Linked DNA regions of Mus musculus: regions 2 and 3 are each linked to region 1. A link is a loop called in an ENCODE intact Hi-C map of the cell type or tissue named here. Cell type or tissue: left cerebral cortex. All regions are shown on one strand. Links, peaks and the distances in the headings refer to the core of each region. The heading gives the core; the rest is flanking DNA.

Evidence for each region. A loop is a pair of places that touch in the nucleus more often than their neighbours do. Peaks named below come from ENCODE experiments on the same cell type or tissue, not always from the same donor. Only the 100,000 strongest peaks of a DNase experiment are listed, where the experiment ranks them.
Region 2: it touches region 1 in a loop (3-fold over the local background); 20 of 42 quality-filtered maps call a loop at or near these places.
Region 3: it touches region 1 in a loop (5-fold over the local background); 23 of 42 quality-filtered maps call a loop at or near these places.

The regions. Positions count from the first base shown.
Region 1 is chr11:116,914,912-116,922,725 of GRCm38, reverse strand. It overlaps Mgat5b (mannoside acetylglucosaminyltransferase 5, isoenzyme B), which reads right to left and starts at 3,863. Exons shown (of 18, transcript NM_172948.3): 1 at 3,183-3,863. The coding sequence starts at 3,250. In left cerebral cortex, for the core only: CTCF peaks have their summits at 2,820 and 3,933 (motif pointing left); DNase peaks (open chromatin) are centred at 3,585, 3,925, 4,170 and 5,166; H3K4me3 peaks cover 2,291 bases; H3K27ac peaks cover 1,257 bases.
Region 2 is chr11:116,989,934-116,997,747 of GRCm38, reverse strand. No RefSeq gene overlaps it. Among named protein-coding and RNA genes, the nearest start is that of Gm11728, 47 kb to the left of the region's middle. In left cerebral cortex, for the core only: a CTCF peak has its summit at 3,244; a DNase peak (open chromatin) is centred at 3,318; H3K4me3 peaks cover 360 bases.
Region 3 is chr11:117,039,656-117,047,469 of GRCm38, reverse strand. Gm11728 (predicted gene 11728) reads left to right here and starts at 6,951. Exons shown (of 3, transcript NR_165620.1): 1 at 6,951-7,322. In left cerebral cortex, for the core only: a CTCF peak has its summit at 3,737 (motif pointing right); a DNase peak (open chromatin) is centred at 3,747.

The sequences.
Region 1 (7,814 bases), core at 949-5,948:
GAGATGCTGGGACAGGGCAGGCCATCTGCTTTCTTTATCCAGCTCCCCAGTGACTCTGGTCCACACTCACATGTGAAAAACACTGGTCCGACTAAACAGTGAGACCCACCTGGCTCCCATCAATCACCTGGGCCACCCTAGGCACTGCACATACAGCCTCTGCCATCTGCCATGAGCTCACTTGTCCTCATAGGGTGCCACAGGCCCCCAACACTCTTAGGTGACACAGTCTCAAGGCAAGGCCACATCCCCTCCACCCCCAGCTGTGCCCACTCTCCCCACAGACTTCTCTATCAGTCACGCATGCCCTGGTTTGTCAACCTGCACCACCGAGGGGAGGAATAAGGACATCTTCCCACCCAGGCATGGAGTGTCACACAAGTGTGCCTGCAGTCATGCAGGAGGGGGAGCGGGCCAAAACATGACATCATGCATTCTTTCAGCACACAGTCATTATCTAAGAGGTGCCAGACACTCAAGTAACCTGAAGTGACAGCTGGAACCCGGGCTTAGAGTCCCTGCCCCAAGCTCTGCCAGACCCAGTGCTCCATGCTGGGCTCTGAACAAGACTGAGCCGGCAGCACAGCCCTGAGCCGGCAGCACAGCCCAGAGAGAGGGCGGGGAGGAGAGGTTTTGAGACCCCCCCCCCTAATTCATCAGAGGACTTGATGGACTGTCAGAGCTGAAAGGGGACCCTCCCTTACCCCCAGGGCAGAGTGAGGAACCCCACGTGATATAGAACCAGGATAACCAAGAGGACCCCAAAAGTCATGTCAGGTGCTTCCACCTGTCCCACCTCCGCTCTGTCCCCAACCTAGGGGACTGTTTGTTGTCTTTCTGCAAGACTTGCTGTACACATTTATTTAATCTCCATTATTTTAAACCGACAGAGTAGTGTTTAATTAAAATTTGGTTCATTAAGGAAAACACATAATTGCCAAAGAAAAGAAGAAACAAAACAAATTTCGAGCCCGTATTTAAGGAAGCTGTTAGAAACTGAGTCGGGGAGGGAGAGAGGACCTAGACTCAGAGATTCCCAAGAGCTGCTTCAGGAGCAGCCGTGCCCCTAATTTGTTGGGGGATCATGGTGAGCTGCAGTAGGAAAGATGGTACAAAGGACACTTCTCTTACTTTGGAGGGACCTCACTGAATCCCTCCAAAGTAAGGGAAGTGGGGTTCAGAGCACACTCAGAGAGATCTTATGGGAGACTGGCAACTATCCTCTAAGCCTAAGGATGAAAAAAAGAGGGGGAGGGGTTTCCGAGTTCCAGTCTCTCAACCCCCACCCTGACTCAGCCATAGGACTGGGTTTCAGGCTGGAGATACAGGATGCTTGACATGAGGAAGGTCTACACCCTCAGCCTGGACTTTGAGGCCCCAATATACCTCTTAGCATCTCTCTACCAGTTACCCCACTTGGAGTCCAGGGAACCCCAAAAGCAGTAGTCATGTATAATACATATGATGGTCTCAACCACACAGGTAACATCTCAGGGGCACCTATAAAATAAAGGCCTGGCCAAGAACTCTGCTAGAGACAGCATTCCCAGACCTCCCTTGGGGATAAATGAAGTTAGGGTGATGTAATCAGATAGCTGCCCCTGGCCTTCAATCTAAAGTTCTGAGGGGGCCTGAAGAAGACTGGTTGCTAAGGGTCTCCACCAGCCTAGACAGGAGGTGAAGTTAAAGGGTTGGGAGTGAGTGGCAACTGATCTGGGAATCCTGTCTTCAGGCACACAGGAGGGAAAGCGGGCTCAGGGCGGGCTTAGGGCTGAGGGCGCTGTCTGTGGTGCTGGAGACCGCTGCTTGCAGTCATTACACCAGGTCCTGACTTCAGAAACGGGGGAGGGGGGGAGGTAAGGGGGGGGGGTTCCAGCGGGCTACAAAGCTGACTAGGGATTTGGGACCAGCCAGAACCCTCTCAAGTTGCAGGAATCCAGTATAGCTCTGGAAAAGCCAGAGTCTTTCCCTGGGCATCTTAGGCCAGGGATTTCTGAGACACTTCAAAACCCTGCCCTCAGTCCTCCGGCTCTACAGACCTTTGCATTCACACAGACAACCTGACTGCTGCTGTCCCCAGAGGCTGCCATCTCAGCCCCCACAGAACTGGCCCAGCATGCTGATGGCAAGAGGCAGGTGGGCCACATCACCTCAGCCCCAACCCAGCTGGGTACAGGAGGTTGTCTGGAGGTACCGGGGATCAACCCAGAACCTGGGAGAAAAGCCAGCACCTGCCTTAAGGTTTATGATCGGACTCCACCTGTGGCCTAGTCCCGAGTCCCACCCCCACAACGGTGCCCATCTCTCCCTCTGTGTCTTCTGAAGCCCAGCTGCCAAACAAGGCAGTACTTCAGGCCTCCCAGACACCCTCTCCCCTAGTCTGGCCTCGGGGCCTAGCTCTGCTGGAGTCTGGGGGAAGGAAGTGGGGTCCCTTCTTGGACCAACAGGTCTTAGCGAGTCTCTCACAAACTGCACCCCTGCCTGGCCAGGACTGTCCACGGGAAGGGAGGGAGGGAGGGAGGGAGGGAGGGAGGGAGGGAGGGAGGTGTTCCATGCACCTGCTATGCCTATCTAGTCTGTTGGAGATCCGCGATTGGGAGTGAATCCCTAGCAGAAGGGGGTCCTTGCCCCAATCTTGGGGACGTTCCTGTCAGACCCAGGTTTGTCCCCCACCAGGAAGATGAGTGAGATGCAGGGGGAGGGAGGGGGAGAGGAAGGGGGATGAACTAGGCAGAGGATGGGCGGGCCGACCTAGGAGACAGGCGGGACACCAGGGGTGCTTCCTAGGCACCCCACAGTAACTTCGCAGCTCAGATAGGACCGACAAGAGATGAAAAAGACCGCAAGGGGCAGGAAAGGGACTTGCTGGCTGGGGCCACTTTGGAGCCCAGGACCTTGATCTTGGTGTTTTCTGACTCCATGCTCACCTCTCTATACCTGATATCGTTCCAATCTTGGTCAACTCAAGAAAGATCCAGACCCGCACCCCCCCACACACACACATACCCCAACCCTATCTAATTCCGTCTTCCCATCCCCATGGCCCTCATCGAGAATAGACTCGCGAACCTCCTTTGCCACCCGAACTCGCACCCCCTGAGGGGACCGACCTCGCCCAGCTCCACCATGAGTCCCCTTGGGGAGGTCTTGACCTCCCTGCGCCAACCAGTAGAGAACTTTACCGAAAGGGTCTCAGGGTGACCAGGCATCTTCTGACCATTATCTTCCCATCTGGGTTGACTGTGATCATTGTTCAAACTTGTCTGGGCGAGAAGCCGGGGGCGAGGCCGGACGCACCGTCCTGGGCCCGGCTCTGACCGCCTCGGGAACCACGAAGCCGCTGCGGGCCGAAGCCGGGGGGTCGCAGCACCGAGGGAGCGCGGGGCACGGTGGCTCTGCAGCCCCGCGCGGGGCACGGCGCGGCCTGGGCGCGCAGGGCAGGGGTTCGGCGAGAGCTTGGGGCCGGGCGCTCTCTGCGTCTCCGCCCTCCCCGATTCACATTTTGGGGAAGGCGAGGCGGCGCGCCCCCAGATCGCCGGCCGCGCGTCTGCCTGCTAGGCTCGCTGGCTGGGCGGGACGGCGCCGCGGCGCGCAAACGGGCTTCCCGCGGCGGGCGCCCTCATTCCCGGGGCCCGCGCCCTCAGAGCCGGCTAGAGGCGGCCCCAGGCCCGCACCCCGGCCCCCCGCACCTTCCGGCCGCGCCGCTCTGCAGCCGCGCGCAGCGCCGCGCCCATGGCTTTGGGAAGGAACGGCTGCGCGCTCGCCTGCCTTCGTCCTCGCCCGCCCGCTCGCCCGCTCGGTCGCTCGGCCACCCGCGCTCCGGGCTCCGGGCTCCCGCGCGGCGCTACAACCCGAGGCGCCGCATTGTTCCCTCTGAGGAGGCGGCCCGGGAGCGGCCTCGCGTTTCCTCGGCGCCTGAGCGCCATCTGGTGGCCGCAGTCTCGCTGCGCTCCCTCCCCGGGCTGTGCGAGGAGGAGGGGGACGCGAGCGCGGGAGCCATGGCTCTGCGCCCCTCCCTGGACCATGCAACTTCCTAGGGCATCCAGCAGACCGGAGAGCCGAGGCTGCTCCGGTAACTGCATCGCGCAGGGGAGATGGGGCGCGGAGAGGGGACCCTTGTCTCTCCTGCAGAGCACGAGCCACCACTACCACCCCCAAGAGCTTCCGTACCTATGGCTTCTCACCCGCTGATTCTCTCGGCAACACCCACCCACCCTGAGAAACTCCCCGAGTCCTCCCACTTCTCACTTGCCTATAATAAACTGGGGCTGTGGCATTCATGCCAGGAGCCGTCAGCTGTATGCCTGAGGTCTAGCCTTGGACCCTCTCAATCACTGAGTTAACGGGCTTTCTAGTATACAACTAATGACCAAAAAGCTCACCAAGGCTCTTTAAAGTCAATTCCCAAACCCACAGGCTTAAATTTTAGCATTGTTGAGCCCTGCGCACACCATCCCTGCGTGTGTGTGTGTGTGTGTGTGTGTGTGTGTGTGTACTGTCCTGTCACTTCCTCACTTAGAGTTGATGTGAGTTTGGTCTTGACAGCCAGGAATGAAATTATCACCCAGGCTTGTGGCAGCTGGAGGCACCCAGACAAGATGCATGATTTAGAGGCCCAGCAGAGACCCCATCGCCCTCAGACATTTCCTTAGCCAGCTGGCTGGAGTGCCCGAATTTCCCTCCTCCATCCGTCACTCTTTCACTGAGGCACGGTCAGACTGCCCTTGCTCAATGCAAATGTGCTACCTAGCGAGCGAGCGAACACATCAATTCGCCAACACCAATTTATCGCCTGTTTTCTCGTTGGCGGGAGTAAGGCAACTAGGTAACAGGTGAACGCTGGTGGAGAAGCAGACAAAGCAGTCACCGCTGGTAAGGAAAGGCTCAAGGGAGGCAGAGAAAGCTGCAAAGGGCCTGGGGATGCCAGGGTGCTTGGATGGAACCAGGTTAAGATGGAAGAAAACACGGGTGTCCTAATTAGGTTTCTGTTGCCGAGATAAATATCCTGACCAAAAGCAACTTGGGAAGAGAGGCTATGCTTGGCTAACACTTTCCCCTGGCAGTCAATCATGAAGGGAAGTCAGGGCAGAAACACAAGGCAGGAACCTGAAGGCGGGAGCTGACAGAGAGACTGTGGGGGTGTGTGTGGGTGGGTGTGTGCAAAGGCCGTGGGGGAGTGCTGCTTACAGACTTGCTCTCCAAGGCTCCCGTCTGCTTTCTACACCACCCAGAACCACCTGCCCAGGGCGGCACCAGCACAGTGAGTTGGGACCTCCTACATTATTAATCAAGAACATGCCCACAGGCTTGCCTGTAGACCGCTATGATAGAAGACAGTTTCTAAACTGGTAAGTCCTGCTTGTGTCAACAACAATAACAACGAAAAACTAGCCAGAGCAAAGGGCTTTCTCCTGAGCTGGGGAGGAGACTCACCATCACAGACTGTCTTATACTCGGTACCCAAGGCTTTGGGGCACTTCCTGACCAGAGTCGTGCCTGTCTGGTTTTGGGTAGTGCTGATCCAGCCTGAACGTCTTAAGACCACGAAGGCTCTGCTGGCTCTTCAAAGTCAAGAACTTTGAATGTGGTCCAGAGAGATGAGAGATGCTGAGCATGCTGAGAGATGGCTCAGCATGGGGAGACTGGTGACCTCAGGACCTACAAGGTAGAAGAAAAGAGCCCACTCTCTCACATCCCCTGACTTTCACACTTGCATCATGGCATACATGTGACCTCACACATGCACACATGACACACACACACACAAAAGAATGTCTCTTCTGACCTGACACCTCCCATCTCCCCAAGCTCAAGGGGGGTTGTTTATGCCTCTCTGACATCCCTGAGGGTTGTCTGCCCTAGTAGGTATGACTGCAGTGTACCATCTGGGGAAATGGCCTTCCTTCAACCAGAACTTGGACTTAGAACATGGGAAAGGACACTCCCAGCTAGGAGTGGTGTCCACCTAGCATCCTGGTGCTTAGGAGGTGGAGGGAGGAGGATCAGCAACTTACGTCTAGCCTTGGCTACACAGTGAATTTGAGTCCAGCCTGGGCTACATGAGACTCTGTTTCAGAAGGAGGTAGCTCCCCACTGACCTCTTCCTCTGGATCTTACTCTATTGGAACTGTCCATATAGACAGCAGAGGGATTGCCTGCCTCTGCATTGAGCAGCAGGCTCACAGCTAGTGGAGACGCAGAGGAAGAGCGAGGGTTACTTGCTATGACAGATTGTTTAGCCGTGTGCTTGCTTTTGCCAGCCTTGTCTCTGCAGTCCAGTTCAGTGCACATGGCCCCCTTGCTGGGCACAGTAGGAGAGAAATTATGAATCTAGTATTATGTAACCTTGAACACAAGAGATCTGTGCCTCAGTTCCCCCACTGTGACTCGGGCTATTTATATAGCACTGGCTTCACAAGGTTGCTATGTGGATGCCTGCCATTATTTCTGTCTGCTGTAGCTGGCACCACTGGTGCCTGCATCTCCTCTACACTCGCCTCTACACACTAAAACTACTGTTCCTGAGACAGTTCTGCTTGTGGGGAGAGGCTGTGGGGATATGACCACTTTCAGGGAGAAAACTGAGGTGGCCCCAGAAACACCCTGCAGCAACAGATAGCTATCCTGCCTGTGTCCCACTTAGGTGTGATACTCCGAGCCTCGTGTCCCACACACTCCTGGTAAGACAGCGCTCTTGTTGCTGAGTTGCCCATTACTCTATGATTCCTTGTGTCTGAGAATAGCCACCCTCTCTGTCCCATGACAACTGTCATTCTTCAGCCAATACTCTTGGGGTCAGCTCCCAGACAAACGATTGCACTTGAGTCCCTGTCTCAGAACCCCAAAACCAGAGCCTTGCAGAATGGACCCAGGGTCTTCACCCCTGGGACACAGCAGACTCAGCTGTGGAACTCAGCAAGACCAAAGCTTTATTCTAATTAGGTCCCTGATGTCACCCTGTTGGCACACCTGTGCTTTGTCTTGAGGCAAGGTCTCATATAGCCCAGTGTCTACTTTTCTATTGTTATGAAGAGACACCATGACCAAGGCAACTTATAAAACTTAACTTGGGGCTTGCTCACACTTTTCGAGGGTTAATCCATTATCATCATGGTGGGAAACATGGCAACACCCAGGTAGCCATGGTGCTGGAGTAGTAGCTAAGAGCTTTGCATCCTGATTGGCGGACAGCAGTCAGAAGGAGAGGGGCACTAGACTTGCCTAGGACTTTTGAAACTTTAAAGCCAACTCCCAGTGAGTGGCACACCTCCAACAGGGCCACACCTCCTAACCTTTCCCAATCAGTTCACCACCTGAGGAGCAAGCATGCAAACACAAGAGCCTGTGGAGGCCATTCTCTTTCAGGGCACGCCCCTCCCCCAGGTGGGTCTGGAACTTTCTATATTTTGAGACTGACTCTAAATTCTTGATCCTCCTGCCTCTACCTCCCCAAGTCCTGGGATCACAGCCCTAAACTACCACATTCATCATAATTTTTTTGAGACAGAGTCTCTCCATATAGCCCTGATTAGCCTGAAACTCACCAGGTAGGCCTCTGCCTCCCAAGTATGAGAATTAGAGGCGCATAGCACCATGCTTTCTTCCTTTCCTTTTTAAATGTTAATGGGAAGGGTTCCTAAGTAAGCCATCTTGGAGCAGGCAGTAGAAACTGAGGCAGGCCTGCTGGAGGGCACCTCGAAAGATGTGTCAGCTCAAGAGGGTTCCTGACCTGAGCCGTCTTCCTCTCAGTTACTTTCTTCTTTGTGGGAGAACTACTTTGCTTCAGTCCCTCTCCCTGGCATCCCGGGCTGAAG
Region 2 (7,814 bases), core at 1,223-6,222, 75 kb before region 1:
TTCCTCTTTAGAAAGTGCTGTCCATAGTTAGGGTGGATCATCAAATGACCTAACCAAGAGAACCCCTCACAGGGGCGTCCAGAGGCTTGCCTCTTGGTTGGCTCTAGATCCAGTCAAGTTGACACTCAGAATTAACCATCACATCGAGCATGTGTACAGGTCTGGGTTCTATCCTTAGGACCATTGAAAATAATAATTGTTTTCATTTAGTGTGTTTGTGTGTGTGTGTGTGTGTGTGTGTGTGTGTGTGAGAAGAGGGCATGGATGTCCTGGAGCTGGCAGCTGTGAGCTGCCAAGGGTGGGTGACAGGAACTGTAGTCTGGTCCTCTGAAAGAGCAGTATGCACTCTTAGGTGCTCTGCTGTCTTTCCAGCCCCAATTGAAGAAGAGGAGGAGGAGAGGAAGAGGAAGAAGAGGAAGAAGATTATAAGTTCTGCAAGGTTCCTTCTCCCTTCCCAAGAGCTCTTCACACTGCAGGCCAGGACAGCTGACTCGGCCAAGGGCAGCTTGCTTTTCCCTTCCTTAAAAGCAGGCTTAAGTGCAGCCATTACCACAGCAGGGGTCCTTTGAGGAGGCAGCCAGAGGGTGGCAGGATCCATGACCAGTGTTTGTCTTCACTCATTTGCTTTGCATCTCTGCCTTGGCAGAGATAACTCTGTAGGGAGCACTTAGAGAAGAGCCACCGCATCGCATCTCACATCTCCTGACTTACCCCCCCTGCACCCCTGGAGGGATTCCCTTTCAACCACTTCTGATTTTTGTCTATCTAGTGGTTATCTGGAGATTCTAGATAATGCCCTGTATTCTTCCTTTTTCAATTTGAGCTGAAAGCTATTGGCTTCACAGGGGGAATCCTGAGAGTTCACCTCCCTTGTCTTCCCCTCCACCCCTCTCCGCCTCAGCCTCTATCTCTGTCAGTTCCCGCTGGTGCCGGATCTTGTTTGTGTCCTTTGGAGCCTCGTTTAACTCTAACTCATGAAACCCTTTATTTCAAGTTGCATCAACTTCTGAGAGCAACCCTGCATCAAAAAACCAAACCAAAACAAAAATTGTGTGTAACATTGCCTGAATGTATGTATGTGACTGTGGTGCCCACAGAGGACAGAAGTGGCTTCTGGGCCCTCTGGCGCTGGAGTCACAGGTGGTTGTGAGCCTTTTTGTAGGCGCTAGGAACTGAGCCTGGGTCCTCTACAATAGCATCCAGTGCTTGTAACCACTGAGCCAACTCTCCAGCAGCCTCCATATGCATAGACCTCCGAAGGAAGGGTCATCCCAAGAATAAAGTGAACTCGGCAGGCTCTGTCGGAGGCTTTCATGACACAGACATGACTGGGCATTTTTTGATGCTTATACCAAGATAGGATCTGCCTGCCGTTTGTGTGATTTCATTTGCTTCTCAGTGTTCTTACACCCATTTTACATCAAGAAACTTGCTCCAAGACACATAGCTAGTCAAAAACAGGCAGTTTCTAAGTCCTTTTTAGGTGACATGAAATCCAGATGCAGACCACTCAGCAGTGTCTTGTGGCCTCCAGAGCCACCATTGCCAAGGCTCTCAGATGTCACCGAAGTCTGTATCAGGCAGCTGAAGTTGTCCCTGCAGGCCCTCGGGTTTCCTCCAGGAGACTCCAGGCTTCCCTGAGGGGTGACTAGGGAACTGTGTGTGTATGGGCCCAGTTCCTGAGAGTGCGTGGTAGAGGTGGAGATCTCACGCATGTGTTTTTTCCGCCAGAGGACAACCTCAGGTGTTATCCACAGGAGCCATTCACCTTCTTTAAGATAAGATCTCTCATTGGCCTGGGACTTGTGGATCAGGCTAAACTGACAAGCCAGCAAGCCAAGCATCTGCCTGTCTCCTGCCCAGTCCTGAAAAAAGTTTTATTTGTTTGTTTGTTGTGTTTTTTTTAAAAATATGGATTCAGGAGATCAAACCCTGGGTTCTTACCGTTGCCAGGCAAGTGCTTTACCAATTGAGCTGTCCATAGTCACCCATCCTCCTTGCAGTCCTGGGGATTGAACCGTGCTATGGTGAGGGTGCACCAACTGAGCTCTGTCTCCAGCTACGGAAGCCACATGAGGACCTTTATGGATGGGGCCTCTCTGGGTGCCCAAACCTATAGCAGAGCCATCCTATTCCCTCACTTGAGCCAAGTATCCAGTGATGTGACTATGCACGGGAGCATCACTAAAGCCATGGACAAGAGCCACAGCCGCCGCCACCCCACTCCCGAAGGCATTCTTTCCTCTGTTCTGAGTCTCAGAGCTGGAGAGACTTTCCTGAGACTGTCCAGCTGCCAAGTGGCAGAGCTAGATTATAACCTCAGGTCTGAAAGCTTTTTGTGGCAGATGTTCCTTGAGCAGCTCCAGGCAGGGCTCCCACCAACACCACAGCCCCGGTGCCACTAGAGGAAAACCCAGAGGCCTGATTTCTGACCTCAAGAGTCCTCCTGCCTCAGTATTACCAAGGCCACTGTTTCAGGTGGCTCTCGGGAACTGGGGGGGGGGGGGGGGGAATGGGGGGGATGGTTGAACCCTGGTTACTGCTCCTTTTCCACAGTCTGGGAAAAGCGGCCACAAAGCTGGCTGTGGCCTGAGCCTGGTCCCAGGGCTTCTGAAGGGCCCAGCCGATGGGGCTCAGCCTGGATCCAGGCCTCCAACAGGGGCTCGAAGTAGGGAGGAGGGCTTGGTGCGGGAGTTAATCACACAGCCTCAGACACACTCCCAGAACTGGCTGCCTGGGAAATGCTGCTTGAGGGACGATGGAAACAAACTTCCCGGAGTCCAGGTTAGGAGGGGTAGGATGTGCTGTCTGGTTTGTAAGGGGGATTGTCACCAAAATGGAGGCAGAGAGATAGACATCACAGAGGCATTTAACTCCGGGTTTCCCTTCAGGTTGACGTCTGCGCTGAGGAAGGGGAGCCTGAGTGCTTGGGTCAGAGTGCCCATGGGGAAGGTGCTATGCAGGGTGTGCACGGAGGGGGTCTCGGAACCCTGGGCCGGGGCTGGAGCCAGAAAAGGTCCCTGCTAGCGATGTCTAGCTAATGAGCTTATTCCGTTTCTCCCCATCTACAGAAGGGGTTTTGGGGTACCACTGTATGGCTGGGAGCGGGGCGGGGAAGCCTTGCAAAAATTAGTGTTCTCGGGTCGGGTAGCTCAGTGGAAGAATGCTTGCCCAGCGGGCTTGAGACCCTGGGTTCCATCCCCTCCACTACAAGAAAGCATTTCCCATTCTCACCACAAGGGGTGATCTTGAGCTTTGTGATCAATCCCGCCCTCGGGGGACCCTCACCTAGAACCCTCTCCACCATCGCACCTGAGAGAAGGAGCTGGCAAGGGTTGGGTGTGTTTGGAAGGGGGTCCCCAGGCTCCAAGCCTCATGCATAAAACAGAGAGACCTTTTCCTCCAAAGCTAATCAAAACCTCCGGCCCAGAGATTGCAAATGAAGCCTTCAAATCATTTCCCTTGCAAATGAGGCGGCTGCTCCGCAGCTCAGGCTAACACCTCATCGACACCGCGGTCGGTCGGTCGGCTCTCAGCCCCGGAAGCCACTCCGCACATTTCAATTAGCCTAACGGGTACCGGGGAAGCAGATGAGGCCGGGTGGGCACCTCAGCCCTGGTTCCCCCACCCCACACAGAACCCTGCTGAAAGCCTGGAGAGTTGGCATTCGGTTCCTACCGGTTCTGAGCTGATTTCCACTCCAGTGCCCCATCGGGCTTGCAAGCCCATCTGTGCCCATCACCATTTCCTTCATAAGTCAAGGGAGGGTGGAGGCAGCGGGAGCGACGCCGCCACCCAGGGCCATACCCACCTCTGGATTTAAGGAAGCACCCAGCTAGCTGGGCCTGGTAAAGGCGCATGGGCCTGTAGAACTAGATCCAAATAAGCAAGAGGAAGAGGTTCTCGGGAAGCCTCAGGATATCTCAGTCTCCCCTGTGTGGTAGGGAATAGTAGAAGCATCGCCCTTATAGGGCTGGTGCCTCCCTGTTCCACACCTAGTACTCAGTGTGGCCTGTGGATGTTGCTGGTCCATCCGTCGCGCTGAATACCCCTGGCCTGAGAGCACCCGCCTGTAATCTCAACACTTGGGAGAAGAAGCCAGGAGAATCAGGAGTTCAAGGTCTTCTTTAGCTACAGAGTGAGTTCAAGACCAGATCGGATATATAGGACTCTGTTGGTAAACCAAGGACCATGCAGCGTACCTTCAGTGACCCAGCACCAATGGCCACAGCAGCCGCCACCACTAAATGCGCCCCCCCCCCCCTTATCTGCCTCTCATTTTCTCTGTCTCTCTTTTTCTCTCCACTCTTGCTCAGATGCAGCCTCTGTATTACCCACCCCCACCCCCCAAAAAAAAACCTCTCACGTGAGGTCTCTTGCATGGCGTGACTTTGTCATGTTCTTTGGCCTCAATCTGCCAAGGTATTCCTTCTGCAGTTAAACCCTAACACCTAGTAAATGAAAGAAAATGAAAAATGGAAGGGCGGGAGGGAGAGATGGAGGGAAGGAGGGAGGGGAGGAGAGAGGGAGGAAGAGGAGGAGGGAGGGGAGGGAAGGAGAAAGGGGAGGAGGGAGGAAAGGAGGGGAAGAAAGAAGGGAAGAGAGGAAGGGAGGGAAAGACAGGAGGGAAGAGAGAACAAAGCCAGATAAGACAGCTTAGCTTCCATCCCAGGACCCCAGTGGTAGGAGAGAACTGACTCTGAAAAGTTGCCTTTTGACTTCTATGTGCACACCACAAGTCAGGTTTCTTTTAGCACTTCCCTCTAGCTTTGATGCCCACCCGGCCACTACCTCCCTACACAGCCATCCTGTTGCCCAAACAGCCGCTAATTAAGTGTGAGCTTGCAACAGCTCCTTGAACTTATGGGGTCTCTTGTTAAGGTCAGCGCTTCTCTCTCCCAGATATCAGACCAGGCCGCTTCCAACTCCCCACAGAGGAGAGATGAAGTCGCACTATGGCTCTGCAGCCCCAACCCTTAGCAGCCACAGGATAAACTTACGGTCCCCTCTAGCGTCTGCCTCTGTAGGCTGGGCCAAGCTAGGTCACTCCCTGTTGCTGTAATAAACGCCAGTGACCAAAGCAACTTGGGGAGAATCCGGTTTATTCTTGTTTACAGGCCACTGTCCTTTACTGAGGTAAGTCAGGGTTAGAACTCAAGGCAGGAAGCTGGAGGCAGGAGCTGATGCAGAGGCCATGGAGGACTGCTGCTTACTGACTTGCTCCCCCATGGCTGGCTCAGTTTGTTTTCTAATACGGGACTATGTGCCTAGAGGTGACACTGCCCACTGTGGGCTGGGCCCCCATAACAGTTCAATCATCCAAGAAAATGTTCTATAGACTTGCCCACGGGCCAAACTTATGAAGACATTTTCTCAATTAAGGTTCTTTTCTCAGATGGCTCTGTCCCCCATCAAGTTGACAATACTATGAAGTTTGCCCATCTTCCTGAAAAAAAAAGTCAAAACTCTCTTTACTTTCTGGAACTAAAAAGTCTGCCTCTCCCTTCAGGATGTCCATAATAGATGGCAGCCATTTTTACTTCCTCCTACCTCTTGGCCCGACCTCAACTGTCTGTCTGAGGTCATGTGACTCTGTCCTAACAGCGCTCCTTCGGAAGAGTGACATCATACCAGCTCTGTCCTGCCCTTTTTTTTCTCACCCGTACTTAATGTGCCTAATTTACAGTGTAGGCCTGAGCCCGGCTAAGGGGAGATGTCAGAGGTCACACATCTTCACAGCAGCAGGGCAAGGTCAACATACCGGACACCCCAGGCTTCAAATCAGGCCCTGCCATACCTGGCTGCGTGATTTGGTACAACTCCAAGCCCTTTCTGTATTCTTGCTTTGCATCGTGAGGGGCTCTGAGAGCCCTCACCCTGAGGGCTGGAAGACGTTACTGAAGGGACATTTTTATAAAGGTAAAATTATGGCTCCATCAAAGAAAACGAATGGGCATCGGAGGTGTGATGTAACTCGTTAATTTGAGAGGGTGAAGACAAGGTGTTGGAGCCCAGTGTTCAAAGGAGAATTCTGGAAACAGATATGTCATCAGCTGGGGATGTCAAATCAATTTGCAAACATGCTGAGATGAATTTGCAGACAGCTGTGGGCCCGGCTGCTGGGCTGACCGACTGAGCTAGCACACACTCAGACCCGTCCTTTCAGTCAGAGATGTGCTGTGTGGAGTACACCTAGGCCTGTCTTCCTGTTCCTGCTCTAGTTCCTGCCCGGACTCCCCTCCATGGTGGAGTGCAGCTTGGAAGTTCACGCAAACCCTCTCTCCCCTGGGTATTGTGGTTACTTGTCATGGCAACAGATGAGGCTACACCAACCACCTCCCCCCCAACCCCCCGACTGCAGATCCACAGCCTCATCTCCACTGAGGTTTTATCCTTCAGTGGGGTGGTCTGTCCCCTGTGGGCTGTGAGTTCTCTAAGGTCAGTGCTGGGTCCTGCTGCCTCTCCTGTATCGGCTCCTGATACAGATTGGTGTGTGGAGGAGAGCTCTTGGTGCCGCTTCAAGGATTTGACAAAAGTTTGACACTGGGCTAGGACAAGGATGTAGGCTCAAGATCTCGGTCATGTTGATAAGTCCCTGAATACCATGGCGCCTTTGTGTATGCCTTATTTGTTCCTTGACTGCTTTGCTTATGCCTTAGAAATGACCCTATTCTTTGCAGGTACCTAGAATGATATAAAAGTAAACTGGAGGGTTGGAGAGATGGTTCGGCGGTTAAGAGCACTGACTGCTCTTCTAGAGGTCCTGAGTTCAATTCCCAGCATCCACATGGTGGCTCACAAACATCTATAATGAGATCCGATGCCCTCTTCTGGTGTGTGTCTGAAGACAGCTGCAGTGCACTCATATAAATAAAAATAAATAGATCTTAAAAAAAATAAAAGCAGACTGGAAAAAATTGAACCCTCTTCAGCATTTGCTGGAGTCATGTTATAGTATTGACTAGCTGTCTTTTTTTTTTTTTTTTTTTTTTGATCCTCGCTCCCTCTCTTGAGACCCTGCTGACTGACTGAGCTGTGGTACACTTCCATTGCTTGCCCTGGAAACACCCCATGCTGGCTGGACCGAGGAGGGGCTGGGCCTGGCTTTCTGTTCCTTCTTGCTCCCCTATCGACTGTTCACCCCATCTCAGAGATTCCTCTTATATTTTCATTAGTTTCTACTGAATAATTAAAACAGGAAATTAATACTTTCATCATGACTGAATACAGTCATCCCCCACCCCCACCCCGGCTCTGCTCCGGGAGTTGAGGGACTGAGAGCTCTTTTCCAGCTTCAACACAGGGCCAGCTGGGCTATGTGCTCAGAAATTGCTTTTTAATTGATGAATGGATGAATGAATGGGCAGACAGAAACAGCACTTCCAAGGCCAAGACAGCTGTTTGGAAGTTTCCAGAATTAAAGCTGACTCCGTTCCCTCTGGGCTGCGTTGATTTTGGGCTTTTGCAGATCCTCACGTAGCCCAGGCTGGCTTCCGACTTGCTGTGTAGCTGAGAATAACCCTGAACTCCGGATCTTCCTGCCTCTGTTTGCTCTGTGCTGGGATTACGGGCAAGGCTACCACACCCTAGCATGGCTCCAGTTTGGTACTATTAAAATGAAATGGAAATTTCAGGGTCTCTGGAGTTTAGACACGCCTCGAGAATTCTTATTTCCTCCGGGCTGCCTTCCACCCAGAGCTTACTTGCTGGTTTCCAGCCTTATCCAAAAGCTGGGTTCTTTTGAGACACATTCTTTTTTGTTGTTGTTGTTTTTGTTTTTGTTTTTTGTTTTTTGAGACAAGGTCTCTCTGTAT
Region 3 (7,814 bases), core at 1,223-6,222, 120 kb before region 1:
AAAATTAGATATCTTTTCGAAGGGTTCATTTTGTTCTGTTTTCCTGACACAGTCCTCAGGCTAGCCTCAGACTTTGGTTTTGCTGACTCAGCATCCCTAGCTCTGGGATCACAGGCCCGCCCTGCCAGTGCTGCCGCCCCGGCTGAATTAACCATCTCAAAGCCAGCATCCAGCAGCACTCAGCTCAGCCATGATCTTGTATAACTTTCCATTCCATTAAGCAGCTATCCCCCTGCCTCAGACCCCACTAGTCTGCTCTCTCTCTGTGTTAATTTGCTATACTAGACGTTACCTTCTTACACATAGAGACACATGTGTGGCCTGGATTGTCGACCTTTTGGCCGGCCTATGCTGGACCTGGGGTCTGAGGGCCTGAAGGAACGGGGTGACTACCATCTTACTTCAGCTTCTGTGTGTTTTTATACAGGACTGAAACAAAGAAGGCTATGATCCAAGCTTGTCTGAGTTCAGAAAAACATGTAAATAAACACCAGTAAGCACACGCTAAATGTCAACAGAGCTGCCCTTTCCCAGAACTTTCTCAGGACAGAGCCAGCTACACACAACCGTCTAGCACATACTGTGGATCATATCTGGGCAAGCACGCAAGTAAGGCAGAAGGCCATATGCAGACTCTGGGCACAGGGGCCAGATTGGGTTCAACAGCTATGATCAGATGTCCAACAAGAATAAACATGTCCTATCAGTTGAGTGTAAATGTTTGTCACAGGAGGCAGGAAATCAAGTCTGAGAACAATCCAGGAAATAAAGTGCTCCCTAGGTAAAGGCCTCTGCCTTGCCCCGGCAGCCTCTCACAGGTCCCGGGCATTGCTCGCCGTGGGTCACTCTTTTGACTGTGTTCCGACGTTGGATAATGTTTTCACGGTTCATCCTTGTAGTACCTGTCAAAGCTCAGAAAAAAATAGGTGTTTGTTGTTGTTTTTGTTTGTTTTGTTTTTGTTTTTCGAGACAGGGTTTCTCTGTATAGCCCTGGCTGTCCTGGAACTCACTCTGTAGACCAGGCTGGCCTCGAACTCAGAAACCCGCCTGCCTCTGCCTCCCGAGTGCTGGGATTAAAGGCGTGCGCCACCACACCCGGCTGTATTTTGTTTTTTAAGTTAGGGTTAGGTGTAGCCCAGGCTGGCCTCTAATGCAGTGTGAACTCTGATCATCTTGTCTCCAGCTCCTAAGAGCTAAGCTGTACCACCAACCCCCGGCTGTGCAGTGCTGGGCATTGGTAGCAGAGTTTCATGCACACTAGGTAGGCACCCATGAACGGAGCTACAACCTCTTCTCATGCGTTCTTCCTCATGGCTGGAAGAGCGCCTCTCTGCGGGTGGTGCACACTGCATGGCTCCATCCACCCTTTGCCCACTATGAAGACGCTGTTGTGCATAGCCCTGTCCGTGTACTTAGTGTGTGTGTGTGTTACATGTGTATGTATGTACTTGTTCAATGTGTGTGAATGTATGGGCATGTAGGGGCACACACATACACATGTGTGTGTGTAGAGGCCAGGGCCTAACATATGTCTTCCTCATCTGCTTTAGTTTTGGAAACAGCGCCACTCACTGATTCTGCTTCTCCAGGCATCTGCTTGCCTCTGGCTCCTCAGCCCCAGGGTGATACGCTCACACTGCTGGCCCAGATGACAGACATCGCTGTGCTCTGTGCTCTGCCTTTTGCTTAGGTTCTGGGGATCAGAGCTCAGGCCTGGCAAGTCCTTTACTAACTGAGTCCTTTGCTTTCCTTTTCAGTTCTTCTCAACTGACTCTCAGAAAGGTTGTGTTCTCATTGGGTAAGTTTTGGCATAGGAACACTCAGGCGCCACACGCGTGTGCACTCACACTTCTGAGGTAGCAAAGGCTGGGTCTTGGGAAGACACGCCAGGCCTTATGCCCTTTGTTAACATTCAGTGAGCAAAGAGGGTGAATGAAAATAAGCCCTGCAGCTCCCATTACACAGAGTGGCTTAAAAGCAGGTGACCTGGGCTGGAGAGATGGCTCAGTGGGTAAGGGCACTGACTGCTCTTCTAGAGGTCCTGAGTTCAATTCCCAGCAACCACATGGTGGCTCACAACCATCTGTAATGAGATCTGATGCCCTCTTCTGGTGTGTGAAGACAGCAGCAGAATACTCATATACTTAAAATAAATAAATCTTTTTTTAAAATCAACCCCCAAATAAAACAGAAAAGAGAAAGAAAAGGAAGGAAGGAAGGAAGGAAGGAAGGAAGGAAGGAAGGAAGGAAGGAAGGAAGGAGAATACAATCAGAAGGTGGAATAGTGTGGAGCCATTAAGCATATCTCTGAGGATGCTGGAACGCTGGCTCAGCAGTTAAGAGGACTTCCAGGGGACCCAAGTTTGGTTCCCAGCATCCATCTTGGATGCTCACAGCAGCCTATAACTCCATTTCAGGGAACCACTGCCTCTGGCCTCTTTGGGCACCTGCTCTCCCATGCACATAGACAGACACAGACACATGAAAAATTACAAAGTATCTTTGAAGCCATGTGACCCGAGTGAGGCTGTATGCAGCAGAAGAGGCAGGGCAGATCTGCACCTGGTGCAGCAGGTGTCTGGTGTGTGAATGGTCTGCATCTGCAGGGGAAAGCCAGGAGCAACTGAGCACTAGAGCTAAGGGCTGTGGGTCCCTTCCTTGCAATTCCAGAATTTTCACATTTTCTACAGTGAACTGTGGAGGCAGTGAGTGAACAGTCCCACAGACTCAGAGCAGGGCCATCCGCAAACCGGGGGCCCATCAGGCTGGCTACATTGGAGCAAAGGAGCCATCAGATCTCATTACAGATGGCTGTGAGCCACCATGTGGTTGCTGGGATTTGAACTCAGGACCTCTGGAAGAACAGTCAGTGCTCTTAACTGCTGAGCCATCTCTCCAGCCCACATTGGAGCACTTTTAAACAAACAAAAGCAGGCTTGGGAAATAGCCTAGTGGCTAAAGTATTTGTCATGCAAGCATGAGAACCAGGGTTGTAGTTCAGAATTTGGGGTTTGGATCCCCAGATCATGCATAAATACTAGGTCAATGTGGTGATCTCTAATTCCAACCTCAGAAGGTGACAGGTCCCCAGAACAAGCTGGCCTTACAAGACTAGCCACATTAACGAGCTCTGGGTTTGATTGAGAGATCCTGCCTCAATGAATAAGGTGGCTGTGGATGGCAGACAATTCCTAACATTAGCCTCCAGCCTCCACATACATACGAACCATGTATTTGTACATAGTGTATGACCACACATATAAAACACACGCACACTTTCTCACACACCTTTACACACATGCATGTACACACACTCTCACAACACATCTTTACACACACATATGCGTGCATACTCTCTTACACACACACACACTCCTTTACACACACATACATGCACACATATGGAGAAAGTTCTGTGATCCTCCTGTCCTTAGCAGGCTGGGTGGGTTGGATCTTGGGTGTGGGCTGGACTATACTCCCTGCCCTGAACTAAATCCTGGGCTGGGCAGAATCCTTCCAGTCGTACACTCTGCAGTGAGGTGTCTCTCAGGGCTGCCAGTGCCAATGTGAAAGGTTCTGCTGCTGTCCAAGGGGACCTACATTCAGGCCTTGTCTTTCATTCCTCCGGCTCTGGAGGAAGGGAAGGCTGACCTGGGGGAGGAGAGGGAGAACTTGTTGGGAGGCTTCTCATCCCCTCACCCCCACACTTCAGGTGTCCCTGGTACTGCGGCTCTTGGACACAAGGGGGCGCTCCGAACAACACCTCTAGGTGCTTCAACGTGTGGAGAAATGAGAGCGAATATCTCCTTGTGGAGAGGGCCACAGCCACCCATTCTGGGGAGGAAGGAAGGCCCTGGAATGAGTTCACTTTGCCTGTGCAGGCTCCGAGGACAGTGGCTTGGCCAGTTCTGCAGAGGATGCTTGCCGTCCTGGGGATGACACAAGCTCTGGGAGGCAGGAGCTGAGACTGGGGTGCCTCCAGCCAGCTCCCCAGCCCTGCTGCCTGGGGACTCCCCAAAGACAGTCAGCAGGGGACAGTGGAAAGGGCAGCTGCTTCTGGGATTGGTAGGAAATCATCTGCCTTAGGTGATCTGGGCTCTGATCCAACCCACACATCCTGCTAAGGGCAGGAGGCTCTGCAGGTGCCTTAATTCTCAAAAATAGAGAACACGAACTTGCATGTATGTGTGCTTGCATGTGTGACTGTGTGTGGACAGCAGAGTGCCCTCACGACTGCAGAGAACAAATGAGCTTGTACATGCATATGTGCATATGTGTGCATGCATGCATGCATGTGTGTGGGCTGGCATGTATGCTTCAATACTCCTTTATAACTGCAGGGAACTGATTCTACTCCAGGTTTTCTGAGGTAGCACTTGGTCTTAGCCCTCCTATTTGGAGTTATATATGTGCATGCACACAGGCACAGATAAACCCAGAGACTCAGACACACCTAGGCATGTACACACAGAGACACAAATGCATACACAACACCTTTTACTGATCAACTGCGATGTGACCTGGGTACCACAGAACTAACCATAAACTTCCGTAGCTCCTAAGCCGTGCTTTACCACCTGTGGTTACCTCCACTGAGTCAGGACCTAAGCAGACACGGGGACCCTGTGCCTCAGTTGCTCCTTAGTGGTGCCAGGTTTTTCTGTCAGAAGGGAGAGACACAGCTGGGCAAGGGCGAGATAAATGGCTGGGGACTCGGCACAGTTGGGGAACATTCAGGTAGCTGCTCAAGGCGGTGGCAGATGGGACAGTTGATCCTCATCTTTCAGGTGACCAGCTTCCTGGTCCTAATCCTGTCCCATACCCATAGGGTACTTGAGCCTGGCTCTGCTCTGTGACCTCCTGATATTGGAAGAAAGCCCAGGAGGTCATTCTTTCCACCTCGATGCCATCGGTTGCCCCAGAAGCTGCTGAGCGTCCTGGCTTCTCTGCTTCTAAGCCAGTCACTGCGCCTGGTGAACCATGAACCTGGCTTCTTGGGAGGTTTCCAGCTCTGTCTCCTTTATTCCTTCAGAATTTCAGAAATGTGCTATTTCTTCTGGGCTTTCTCTGTGCAGCACATGTGCCCTGTACCCCCCATGAGCTGGGACCACCAAGAGATGACCAGGTCCTTAGCTATGCGGCCAGATGGGATCCTCATGACGAAGTGAGATCTGGTCTGTGGATGAGTTCAGCATGTACTGTGAAGCCTGGTAGCTCTCGACCCCTCCCCTGAATCATGTGCTGTCCACCATAAGGTGATTTCTCATGAAGAGCCTCACTAGATTCAGGCTCCTCCCTGCCCACCCCCCACCCCCACCCCGGCTCTGCAGAGTGTCAGACCGTTGCTTGCATCCCTGGATGGCCAGTCCCCAAGCAGCCCCTGTGCAGCCAAGCCACACAACAGCAAGAACAGAGCTGGGCAGGCTCTACCCAAGGCTTCAGCAAGCCTGGTCCTTCCTGCCCTGCTGCTGAGCTCAATATGGGGCACATACATGCTGGATAGTGGTGGGAGTGTGTGTGTGTGTGTGTGTGTGTGTGTGTGTGTGAGAGAGAGAGAGAGAGAGAGAGAGAGAGAGAGAGAGAGAGAGAGAGAATGCACGAATGCACAGGAGCACTGAGGGGGCATGCCCACATCACTCCCTCTCACCCAGTTCCATTGGGTGCTGGATGGATCCTGTCGTTTTGTTTTGTGTTGTTTTGTTTTATTTTTTCGAGACAAGGTTTCCTGGAACTCACTCTGTAGACCAGGCTGGCCTGGAACTCAGAAATCTGCCTGCCTCTGCCTCCCGAGTGCTGGGTCTACAGGCGTGCGGCAACACCGCCCCACCTGGATGTATCCCGTCTTGTTCCTTTGGTTCTCACACAATCAGTGACACTATTTATTCACATTGCTTTGGGCACGTTGCTTGGTTTTTTGTTTTGTTTTATTTTGAGACAGGGTCTCACTCTATAGCCCAGGCTGGTCTGGAACTCGCTATATATCTCAAGCCAACCTCTAACTTAAAAGCAATTCCCCTGTGCTGGGTTTATAGGTGTGAGCCACCACACTTGGGTCAAATCACTGTTTTATGGATGTGTCAGATTTCCAGAGCCTAGAATTGTGGTGACAGCACTCACTCAGCAAGCTGCTCCACGCCCCTTCCATCCACCATGCCCCCTCCATCCTCCCCCCACCCCCGAGTGCCCCGCTACCCCCTACCCCCCCCCCCCCCAGGACCAGGACCTGTGCTGCTGGGAGTGTCTGCAAACACTCCAGTCTGAGATTCAAGATGCTTCCAGGACAGAATTGGCGTTAATTAGCTGAAGATGGTGGGGACGGGGCTGTGGGGGAGGGACAGAGGGAAGCCTAGAATGCCTACAGAAGAGTTGGATTTTTGCTGTGGGCTCTGGGGAGTCAGACCAGCGGGGGAGGGACAGCTGCAGATGGACACCTCTCTCCCCTCCCCATGCTTTGCCAGCCTCAGCACCTTGGAAACCGAATGTTCCCTGGTGGTGGGAAGAAAAAGACTGACACTTAAAATAAAGCAAGCCCCAGGGCACCCTTTCTGTCCCAGGAGGAGGCAGATCCACCACTGGGAGATGGCTGGGATGTAGCCTTCTGGAGAAGGCTATGTGGATGCTGGTGTAGCCAGGAGCCTCCCACAGGTGGGCTCTGGGCTAGCTCTGCTCTGCTCTTGTGGGTAGAAACTGAACCTCCTCCTCATCAAGGGGGCTGAGCTGCTTGTTTCTGGTTAGCCCTGTGCTGCGGACTCAGTTTCCCTGCTACTTCAGGGATTATTCAAACAAGCCAACCCCTTCCTGCCCTTCTTTGTGTGTTTTTATCTGTTATTTGTTTTAAGACATTTTTGTTTAAGTAGATGTGTGTGTGTGCCCACAGGCTCTGCTCGTGTGTGTGTGTGTGTGTGTGTGTGTGTGTGTGTGTGTGTGTGTGTGTAGGCAGAGCACAGCCAGGGGTTAGATTTCTCTTTCTACCATGTGGGACCAGGTATCAAACTCAGTGGTTCGACTCTGGTGGCAAGCACTGAGCCAGCTGGCCTGCCCTCACTGTGCCTTTGTGATCGATGAAGCCTGCTGCTTTGTTCTGTCGCCAGGCATCACCCACACATTTATGCCCGGCACACATTGTGTTCTCTTCCCTGCAAGATCACGGCACTCATGACCAACCACGAATTGAATCTGTCCAGGGTCAGGTGTGGGTTCAGCTGCCCCATAACCCTAGAATGGAGTTCCTTCCTGCCAGCAGGGTGAAGAGGAAGTGATTGGAATAGACACTGTCTTTCCAGAAGGTTCCAAGGGTCTTAGTGCTGGAGACAGAAGAACAGGTAAGAGCTGGATGGTAAGGCCAGAGGAGGTGGCTGGCCATGTATGCAAAGGACTTAAGGCTCTCAGGGGACATGGAGAGGGACCTGAAACCAAGGGAGTCCAGCAGGCAAGCGGGGGGTGGGGGGCTTTGCCTACAGAAGCTTGGGCTGTGGTGTGTGTCAGGCAATGAGCCTGAGTCCCTTGACACCCGGTCTACAGGCTTAGCTCCTTTTTTTAGGGACATTTTTAAAACACATGGCCTGGAAGGACAGGGAGGCAGTCCACAGCTCACAGGATGTAAGGGATATGGCAGAGGCTGGAATCTTCTGCTGCTGCCTCTGTTGACAAGCTGAGCTAGCTGAGTCTCTTTTATGTTGCTCTGGCTAGCCTGAAACTTGCTGTGTGGCTAAGCTGGCCTTGAACTTGTAGGAGTCTCCTGCCTCTGCTTCCTAAATGATACTGAGATTGCAGGAGTGAGGCATCATACCTTACCCTGTCTGTCTATCTCCCCC